2 separate regions of the Homo sapiens genome follow, and region 1 is linked to region 2. A link is a loop called in an ENCODE intact Hi-C map of the cell type or tissue named here. Cell type or tissue: ascending aorta. All regions are shown on one strand.

Region 1 (5,000 bases), 130 kb after region 2:
GTACTGTTTGCCCCATGGCTTAACTGAGTTGCACACACTCTCCTCTTGGCTGTTCTTTTACCCATAGAGAAGACCTTTTCCTATAAAAGCAGCTCCTCTGCTGGCTCTCCCCTCATCCTGGGAATGCAGAGGCTCCCTTACTTGTGAGCAAGATCCTGTCATCAAGAGAGGAGACATTAGGGACAGGATAAGGCAGCCACACCTATGCCATGCCCCGTAGCTGTTCTTTCTCCCAGGCTGTAGCGTAGCTGGTGTTGGGGGATATGCCAGTCTCCTGCAGGCCCCATCCCAAAGGGGGTCTTTTTCCTGTGTCCCCACCTTCTCCCCTTTGATCCTCTCTTCCCAATTGCACAGCTCCCTTCATTCCAGGCCCTGTTCTGCCTTCAGGGCTTCCTGAGACCTGCAGGGTCTTCTCAGCCTTGGAGTATCCTCAGACCTGCAGTCATTGATGTGTGAACAGGGGCCATGACTGGCCTTTTCCTAACTTTCCCAGTCACCCTCCAGGATTGGGAAATGCCTGTGGCAAACGGCAGTGTTGCTTTAAATTACTGGAAGGAGAAAAATTAGCTGAAGATCATTTTGACTCAAACCAGACAGCCTGAGCCAGGAGGTGGGAAGGAAACACACTGTGGCCACTCAGGCCTGATTAGCCCGAGGGGTCGACCCAGATGCCAGTGTATCCTACCTGCCCAGAATGCCCACACTCTGATGCTTGTTGTTTTTCCTTTCAGAGATCTGAAACCTGAAAACATCCTGTTAGATGATTATGGTAAGTCTTTTCCTACTCGGTAGCTGAGGTGAGCATTGCAACCCCAAGAAAGCAAAGGGCCTCCCAGGGATTCTCAGAGAGGGCTGGGGAAGCTGACCACGGGCCCCACTCCCACTGCTCAGTGCTGGGTACCTGGGGAAGGGGGAAAGCTGTGAGTGTGAACAGAGCTCCGCTTGGTGAACAGGCAGTGTTCAGAGAGACTTTGAAATTCAGAGTTTTTGAAATTCCCTTTGACCATAAGGCTCTAAGTGTTAAAATAACTTCTGGCCGGGCGTGGTCTCTACAGTGCACTGAACAAGGAGTCCAGAATTTCAGAGATGCTGGGCAAATACTTAACTTCCATCAAGTTCTCCACCTCTCATCTTGTTTGTAAAATGGAAACAAAGCGTCCTGCCCTGCCCTGCCCACCCAGAAGGAAGAGGGTGGTGGAGAGGCTTCTACATGACAGCTTGAGAGGGAATTGCTTGTCAGTCTAGCCAGCTGTAAATGTCTCAGGCATTACGTTTGTGCATTACCATCATTATTTTCTCTTGGCTGTGGACACTGAATAATAAGAACAACCACAGTACCCCTCACAGCTGTTTAGCCTCACACCTGGAAAATAGTTCCTATACCTTCTTTTTTTTTTTTTGAGACAGAGTCTCACTTGCTCAGGCTAGAGTGCAATGGCGTGATCTCGGCCTACTGCAACCTCTGCCTCCCAGGTTCAAGTGATTCTCCTGCCTCAGCCTCCCAAGTAGCTGGGATTACAGGTGCACGCCACCACACCTGGCTAGTTTTTGTATTTTTTTTTTTTTTTGAGATGTAGTTTTACTCTTGTTGCCCAGGCTGGAGTGCAGTGGTGCAATCTCAACTCAGTGCAACCTCTACCTCCCAAGTTCAAGTGATTCTGCTGCCTCAGCCTCCCAAGTAGCTGAGATTACAGGCACGTGCCACCACGCCCGGCTAATTTTTGTATCTTTGGTAGAAATGGGGTTTTGCCATGTTGACCAGGCTGGTCTCAGACTCCTGACCTCAAGTGATCTGCCCTCCTTGGCCTCCCTATGTGCTGGGATTACAGGCATGAGCCACCGGTTTCCACACCTTTGATCTGACTAGATCTTCCCACCTGCACAGAGAAGGGCAAGGCAGCATCTCTGTGCCCATTTAACAGATGACAAAACTGAGCCTCAGGGGAGCCATCCTGCCAAAGTCACCCAGCAGCATCAGTGGGGAGCTGAGGGCAGAAACTGGGTCTCCTCCCACCAGGCCCCAGAACCTGGCAGCCCCCAGTAGAGGGAGGGGAGAAACCGGGTCGCTGATGACCTGAAGAGAGGTCTGCATGGGATACTGCCCTGTGGAGGGGCGGTCGGAGGGCCCAGGCCTGCCGCCCCTCTCTGGATGTGCCCGGTGCCTCCCTTGGTCTAAGAACCAAGCCCACGCTGCTCCTCTGCTATCCTGACTGTCAGCCCCCACCGAGCCAGGGAGTCCACACGGCTCCAGCCTGGCGGGGTCTCGACACTGGCCCTTGCTGACATCTAGGCTGGAGGGATGGGGGTGGGGCCCTGGTGTCCATAGGCAGGGAAGGGAAGGGGACGTGTTCCTTCCTGTGGGGTAAGTTGTGGCCGCGACCCTGCCCAGGTGGGCTGTGGGAGGGACAAAGACCAAAGTGGAGCCTCAGCTCAGCGTCTCCCGCTCTGGGGGCTCAGTCCTGGGCTGTGAGCTGGGATTCATCTCCAGGCTCTGCCAGGTCAGACCAGATGTTTTCCCTTCTCGTTTCTCTAAAGTGAAAAACAACCAATCTCCAGAGACCAACAAGGCAGGCCGGGGAGCTGCTTCCCAAATCGTTTTATAATTTTTTCCCCTTAAGCAAATTGTTGCATAATGCCAGAAGAACCTCACATTTTTCCCATGAAGTAATCCCAGAACCAAGCCAAGATTCTCTGACCTCAGCGTTCCAGGAAGCCCATTCAGCCTTTGACTAGGCAGGTCGGTCAACGTCCAGCCGGGTCCAGGCATCCTATTGCATCTTTATGTTCCACTCCTGAAGAGTGGGCATTTTCCTGTGTCCTCCCACACCTGCACTCTCCCAAGGCTCTTGTGGTCACTCTGAGATGGCAGATTGGGGTCCCTGTTGTCCTTGGACAGATGAGAATGCCGAGAGCTCGTATGCCTTGCCCAAGGGCACACAGCAAGGCCGGGTGCCCATGCGGCTGTCCCAGGGACCCACTGACCCTGCTGTCCCCCTCAGGCCACATTAGGATCTCAGACCTGGGCTTGGCTGTGAAGATCCCCGAGGGAGACCTGATCCGCGGCCGGGTGGGCACTGTTGGCTACATGGGTGAGTGCTGGGCTGCCTGTGTCAATGCACCTTGAGACCCACCACCTGCTCACCGCCGGCCGAGCCCCCAGAGCCTGCCCGCAGAGCCTCTCGCCTCTTCATGCACTGCTGATCACACACAGAGTCACAGTCTCTGCAGGGCTGCTGGGGGGCGGCCTTAGCCAGGGGGAGGGGGAGCACAGGGGCCCCAGATGTGATGACTGCTCTGAGCTCTCTGCACTCCCAGGCCCCCAGCCCCACCTGTGTCCAAAGCCAAGCCACTCTTAGGGGTCGGGGCCTGGCATACAGCGCTGCTAGGGGAGGCCACATTGAAGCAGGGGTCTGGGAGGAGAGGCCTTTGAGAGGAAGGAGGTAATTCACAAGAGCCCGCAAATGAGAGGCGCGCACAGCTGCTGTGTCACCAAGCATGATTCCAGTAGAGAGCAGCCTTGGGCTCCTGCCACCTTTCCTCAGTCTGCTCTGAGACCAGCGTCCTGGGGGTTGCAGGGAAGAGACCCAGAGTTAAGTCCTGTGCCCTAGAATCCCCCGTCCAATTGGGGGCACGCCCTGGGCTTCCTCCTGTGCATTTCACACACCTACCCTCCTTCCCCTGAGAGGCGCGTGCCCGGGGAGCAGGCACGCTGCCGCCCTCTAGTCAGGCTGGTACTGACAGCAGCTGCACAGGAGGTGTGCCTTGTCTCTGGTGCTAGAGGGTCCTTTTCAGATTGCATGACATTTGGCAACCTGTGGAGTGTGTGTCTGTGTGTATGTGAGTGTGTGTGTGCCCACATGAATGCTGATCGATGATTGATAGGTAGGCGGGTGGGCGGGTGGATGGATGGTTGGATGGATGATGGATGATGGATGGGTGGATGATAGATCTGCCTACCTGTGTGTGCATTTGCCTGGGTCTCCTTTTGCAGAGTGTTCCATGCATCTGTCTGCCCCGGCTCTTGTGTGCAAACCAGCACATGTGTGGATGCATTTCCCTCCAGACATACGTGCTGATGCTGCAGAACTATCTTTTCTGTATTTCTATGGTAAATCTGTAATTCGGTTTATCAAAGTGGTACAGAAGACATAGCAAGAGATTGTTTGAATTACAGATAAATTTAAGATCATCTTTAATTTGGGTAGATACACCTTTATTCATTGAAACAAATATACTGATAGCACCTGTTCTGTGCCAGGTGTCATATTGTTACGGTAGTGAATAAAGTAGCTCATGTTCTAGGCGAGGGGACATCAAGAGTGCAGGACACCTCCATCCACGGTGGTCAGAGTTCTAAAGCTACAGTCAAAGTCCTTCGGGGGCACAGAGGAGAGTCATCAGGGCAAGCTCCCTGGAGGGGGTGGTATTCACAGCAGTTGGTGGGGTAAGAGTTGGTGGCGGCCATGAAACTCCAGGCCTTCTGTGAGCAGCGCCACCAGCTGTCTCCCTCCTCCTCACTCCTCTCTCCTCTCCTCTGCCCCCAGCTCCAGAGGTCCTGAACAACCAGAGGTACGGCCTGAGCCCCGACTACTGGGGCCTTGGCTGCCTCATCTATGAGATGATCGAGGGCCAGTCGCCGTTCCGCGGCCGCAAGGAGAAGGTGAAGCGGGAGGAGGTGGACCGCCGGGTCCTGGAGACGGAGGAGGTGTACTCCCACAAGTTCTCCGAGGAGGCCAAGTCCATCTGCAAGATGGTGAGCTCCTGGTGGCCAGATGCCACCCTCAAGCTGGTGGCTCCCCTCCCTGGGCCTGGCCCCAGTCTGTCCCCAGAACAGCAAACAGGCTGAAGGGACAGGGGTCTGAGCATGGGGGTGGGGGTTGCAGCCCACCAAGCTAGAGTTGAGGGCACTCCTTGCTGTGGACTGGGGTGGTCAGCGGAGACTTCCAGGAGAAAGCCTGGGTGGGGCAGGGACACCCAGGAACCAAGGGAAGAGGGGTGAG
Region 2 (5,000 bases):
ACTGCCTGTTTTTGTAAATGAAGTTTTATGGGAATACAGCCATGCTCATTTGTCTACATACTGTCTCTGTGACCCAGAGACCCTATCTGGCCCTTTGCAGAAAAAATCCTCAGGCAGGAACATGCCTGGGGTGTTTGAGGAGAAGAGTGTGGCTGGAATGGAGTGAGTAGAGGTGAGAGTGGGAGGAGGTGAAGTCAGGGAGGCAGTAGGGGCCGAATCATGGTGCCCCTGTGAGACTTCCTGCTTCCTGTGGCACCCCTGGCAATGTCGGGACAGACGCTGGCATCATGCTGATGTGGAAGCTCTGGGAGTATGTGTGTGTATGTAGGGCATAGTAGGGTAGAGACATAGCTGAACTTAGAGTCAGATGTCAGAGGACCTAGTCTTGAGACCTGCTGTTTGTCCCTTGCCAGCTCTGTGTCCTCAGTTCTCTCACCCACAGAGCCTGATAGTAGTGGTGATGGTGGTAGTGATGGTGGTAATGGTGGTGCTGGTGGCTGTGGTGATGGTGATGCTGATGGTGGTGGTAATGGTGGTCGTGACGGTGATGGTAGTGGTAATGGCAGTGGTGATGGTGGTGGTGGTAATGATGATGGTGGTGGTGATGGTGGTGGTGGTGGTGATGGTGGTGATGGTAATGATGGTAGTGGTGATGGTGATGATGGTAATGATGGTAGTGGTGATGGTGGTGGTAATGGTAGTGGTGGTGGTGATGGTGATGATGATGGTGGTGGTAATGGTAGTGGTGGTGGTGACGGTAGTGATGATGGTGGTGGTAATGGTGGTGGTGATGGTGGTGGTAATAGTGGTGATGGGGATGGTGGTAATGGTGGTGGTGATGATGGTGGTGGCAATGGCAGTGGTGGTGGTGATGGGGAGGGTGGTGGTGATGATGGTGGTAATGAGTGGTGGTGGCAATGGCTACATTTAGTGGCACCTATGAGGTGCTAGGTATTTTGCATATGGTGCTAATCCTTAACAGAGCAATGCCAGGTGGGTAGCAGTGTCTCAGTTTGCAGGAGAAAACACGGAGGGACTTAACCAAGGCCACACAGGTGGTATGTAGCAAGGCTTAGATAGCAGTGCAGTGACACCCGCTTACATTGCAGTGAAGATGTCATGAGGCAGTGGACGGTTGTGTCCTGGTGAACAGTGCAGCTGTCAGGGAGGGGAGGTAGCCTTTGTGGGGGAGGTGGCCTGGTGTCAGCACCACCCTCCCTGGAAGGGTTTCCTGGGAGGGACTGTCCCCAGCCTCTCCACCTCCCCTGGGTCACACCAGAGTGCTCCTCTCTCTCAGGCCCCATGTGCTGGGAGGGGCCCTGTCCCCATCCCCATGGCGACCAGTTACCCAGCCTGGTGTTGGTTTTGGTTTTCCTCATTTGAGGTTGTGGGATCCCTCTGGTTGAGGCTGAGGTTTTTCTGCTTTGGAAACCCCAACTGTGTTGTGGCCGTGAGGAGGGGCCTGGAGGTGCTGGCACCTGCCCACAGACCGCAGGCCCCAGATGCCCCGGGCCGCCCCACGCGCCTCACACCATCCAGCCAAGACATTTCAGACACTCATAGCTGAGAACTGTGGCACAGGGAACTTTCTGGGGTCAGGAGAACTGTGTCTTTGCTCCCCAGTTCCGCTCCTGTAGAGGACAGAGCCACTGGGAGGGCTGGGGTGTATGATGCCCCGGTTCGCATCTACCCCGTGGCTTTTGCCCCCACTTTGGGTGGAATCCTTGAGCATAGCAAGCCCCTGACTGAGCGGCAGGCGGCCAGCAGGCCCAGAAAGGGTTCCAGCCCCTCTCGCCGCCTCCTGGCCTGACAGTTCTGGCAGCTGCTCCCTGGCCTGGCTGTGCCCACATCAGAGTGTCAGCCCTTTGAATGGAACCTGGGGCTGGATCCTGCACAACTCGGCCCATTCCTTAGGTCTCTGAAGTGGTTCTCCTCATGTGAAAAGAGCCAGTCCCCACCAAGTGGTGAAGCTGGTGGTGCCAGCCGCGGAATGCACCCTTGGACAGGGAGAGGCTCTGTGCCCCCCAGACCACCCCACTTCCCTCTCTTGCCTGCCACCTGGGGTCCTATGCTCAGCTAGGAAAGTGCGGGATACACTCAAAGGCAGCAGGACCATGGCGCCTAAAAGCTCCTGATGCTTCCTGCCCCAGGGAACAGTGGACCCATGCCATCCAGAGGCACTGCACAAGCCCCATCTCGAGAGATTCTGGGTCACAGGTATTTTGGCAGCCCTTCATGTTTTCTTCTAAACCTCTCAATCTGGGGATAGTTACTGGGAGCAGTCTCCTCCTGACGCCACTAGACCTTGACCTCGCAGCTCCAGCACTCTGGGGCAGCGTAGTAATGGAGGAACCGAGGGCAGGATGAGGACTGAGGCTGGATTCCCCATGATTCTGGAGATTGTGCAGAAAGGCTGTGTAGAGAAGGTGCACCGAGTCAGGGACCCAGGCAGGGGCTGGCTGTTCTCAGAAGGTGAGAGCCATAGAGACAGAACGAGACCCTTGGCCTGTATCTGCCCCACTCCATCCCTTCCCTGCCTTGCCCACTCAGTGGGCTCCCCATCGTCTGTCTCACTTATGGGGATCTTCAAGAAAACTCTTGACAGAAGCGGCTCTGCGCCCTGTCCTGGTGTAACCCTCCTGGATCTCAGGTGAAGAAACTGAGGCCAGAGGGGTGGTGCTTTCTCCTACCCCCGCCCCATACCAGGGGCCTGTCTCCCTTTCACAGTGGTTGCCAAGTGCATCGGGTTGGAGAAAGTACCCTACAGGCTGAGGTCACCTCAATACACTTGGCTGGAGTCATGTTGCTTCTGAAAAGGCTTGAGTCACTCGGTGACGCAGCCCCTGATCAGGCCTGTAATTGGGATCTCGCCTTGTTCGGGCCTGGATGAAAAGAGACTTAGAATCAGTGAGAAGCCACATGCCCACCTCATCAGTTTCAGCTGGAGGTGCCTCTCTGGGGGTGGCAAAGGTGGCAGAGCCCTGGTGGATGGAAAATAAGCATCAGTGGAGGGGAGGGAGGAACAGGAGGCAGTAGACACAGGGGTAACCCATTCTCATCAGAACAGCTGGCCGCCTCCACTTTGCCCAGGCCAGATCTGACTCTGAGAACACCCACAGCCTCCCCACGGTGATATTTTCTGGAAATCCAGCCCTGCTGGCAGCACAGTGGGAGCTGAGTCCTGAAAGCCCACCTGGGTAGAAAAGAACTGGATGGAGTCTTTAGTCCTGCAGACATCACAGGCAGAATTGTGACACTGCCTTCCACTCTGCAGATGAGTCATCGGCCTTTTGTGGCTGGGAACGCGGTAGAGTGATCCTTCCACATGCAGTCACTGCGACACCTGAGACCCTCCCAGACTGATTCAGTTGCGTTGAGAGCAGCTTCTCCGGTTTTCAGGGCTTTCCTTCCTCCCCCTCCAAATTCATAGTCGAAAGACCCCGCTTCATGACATAGTTTGGGTTTCTAACAAATGTGGTCCCCTGCATTAGCATAATGCTGACTTTTCTGAACCACAAGCCAGTTTCTGCTGGGAAGTCCTGGGGTCTCTGTAACCTGTGCCCCTCGCTACCCCATGTCCTTGTGCCTTTAACCAGCAGTGCCCCCAGACTATTCTGGAAATGGGGGTGATAGTTTCTGTGGCCCCATTCCTGCTACGTCTGGTTGTGCCTGGCCCCAACCCAGGGGCTTCTGCTCTGAGCTGAGAGCTGGGCTGGCCATGCCATGTCACCCTGCCCTCTCCATACAAGGACCAGACCCACTGAATTGTTTCAAACTCTAGAGTCACCTGTGACATGTGGCCTGGAGAGAAAAGATGAGTTGGCCAATCAGATTTGCTCCTTGAGCCTTTGGAATCAGGATTCTGGGAGATGGGTAGTGAGCTGGGCTGAAGGGTGCTGAAGGTTCCTGAAGACATAGCAGCCTCAACAGCTGCAACACAGTTCTAACTACCCAGGATTAGTGCAGACATCACAAATGAAGAGCACAGTCTTCACAAGACCACCCTCACTCCAGGCACCTGCCACAAGGGTGGGGGTCCCCAGGCCACTGGCACTTCTGACCACGGCAACAGATTCAGGGATTCCCCTGAAGCTCTCAGGTTGGATAATTCGCTAGACTCCCTCGCAGAACCCAGTGCAGCGCTACACTGACAATTACAGTTCTATTGTTGCAAAAAGATACCCAAACCCTTGACAGGGAGAGGTGCCCAGGGCAAGGCCTGAGAGTCCCAGATGTGAAGCTGCCATGGATGTGCCACCTCCTGGCACATTGGTGTGTGATTACCAGGAAGCTCACCCAGGCCTCAGTGTCTGGAGTTTTTACTGGAGCATCATGATTTTGGCATGATTGATGGAATCACTGGGCACATGGTCGAACCCAGTGTCTGGCCCCCCGTCCCTCCCTGGAAGTCAGGGTGATACCACGTGGCCCAAAGCCTCAACCTTCTAATCCCATGGCTGGTCTCTCTGACATGCCCAGCCCCCCTCATGAGTCATCTTGTTAGCGTAAACTCAGATATGGCTTCAGGGGCCTACCATGAATGAAAAAGACACTCCTATTACTCAGAAAATTCCAAGGACTTAGAGACTACCTCTCAGGAACCAGGGACAAAAGCCAGTCAGATTCTTTATTATACAGTGACAAGTTGGGGCCTATGCAAAGACGTGAGAGTGTCCTGATCTGTGGAGATGCCAGGAGTCTGCCCCAGAGGAGTGTGGCCCATGGGAAAACAGGCCCCCACTTATTCAGGGTCCAGAAAGCACGGCAGGTCCACTGCGGATCCTGCCTTCCCATCCCCAGGGATGACTCTCTTTTCTCTGGGATCTGTAAACAATAAAGGTCCAAGGGTCACCAGAAGGCAAAGAGGCATTCAGTAGATGGGTGTGTGTGTGTGTGTGTGTGTGTGTGTGTGTGTGTGCCCAAAATAGGTGTGAGGCTTGAGGTGACTTCTGCCCAACTTCACAGGGAGATGATCAGGGCCTGGGGGAGAGTTGGGGGGA

The links. Hi-C counts contacts between places; a loop is a spot of excess contacts. Peaks named below come from ENCODE experiments on the same cell type or tissue, not always from the same donor. Only the 100,000 strongest peaks of a DNase experiment are listed, where the experiment ranks them.
Region 1: it touches region 2 in a loop (4-fold over the local background); 2 of 110 quality-filtered maps call a loop at or near these places.

What each region holds. Positions count from the first base shown.
Region 1 is chr10:119,439,000-119,443,999 of GRCh38, forward strand. It overlaps GRK5 (G protein-coupled receptor kinase 5), which reads left to right. Exons shown (of 16, transcript NM_005308.3): 10 at 732-769; 11 at 3,000-3,089; 12 at 4,545-4,753. Among named protein-coding and RNA genes, the nearest start is that of MIR4681, 64 kb to the left of the region's middle. In ascending aorta, no CTCF peak of the experiment used is centred here; DNase peaks (open chromatin) are centred at 2,422 and 2,672; H3K27ac peaks cover 4,338 bases.
Region 2 is chr10:119,312,467-119,317,466 of GRCh38, forward strand. All of the region lies in intron 1 of GRK5 (G protein-coupled receptor kinase 5), which reads left to right. Among named protein-coding and RNA genes, the nearest start is that of GRK5-AS1, 24 kb to the right of the region's middle. RefSeq lists enhancers at 1,250-1,559, 1,570-1,749, 2,277-3,476, 2,535-2,584, 2,651-2,945 and 6 more. In ascending aorta, no CTCF peak of the experiment used is centred here; DNase peaks (open chromatin) are centred at 1,793, 2,835, 3,265, 4,465 and 1 weaker place; H3K4me3 peaks cover 675 bases; H3K27ac peaks cover 5,000 bases.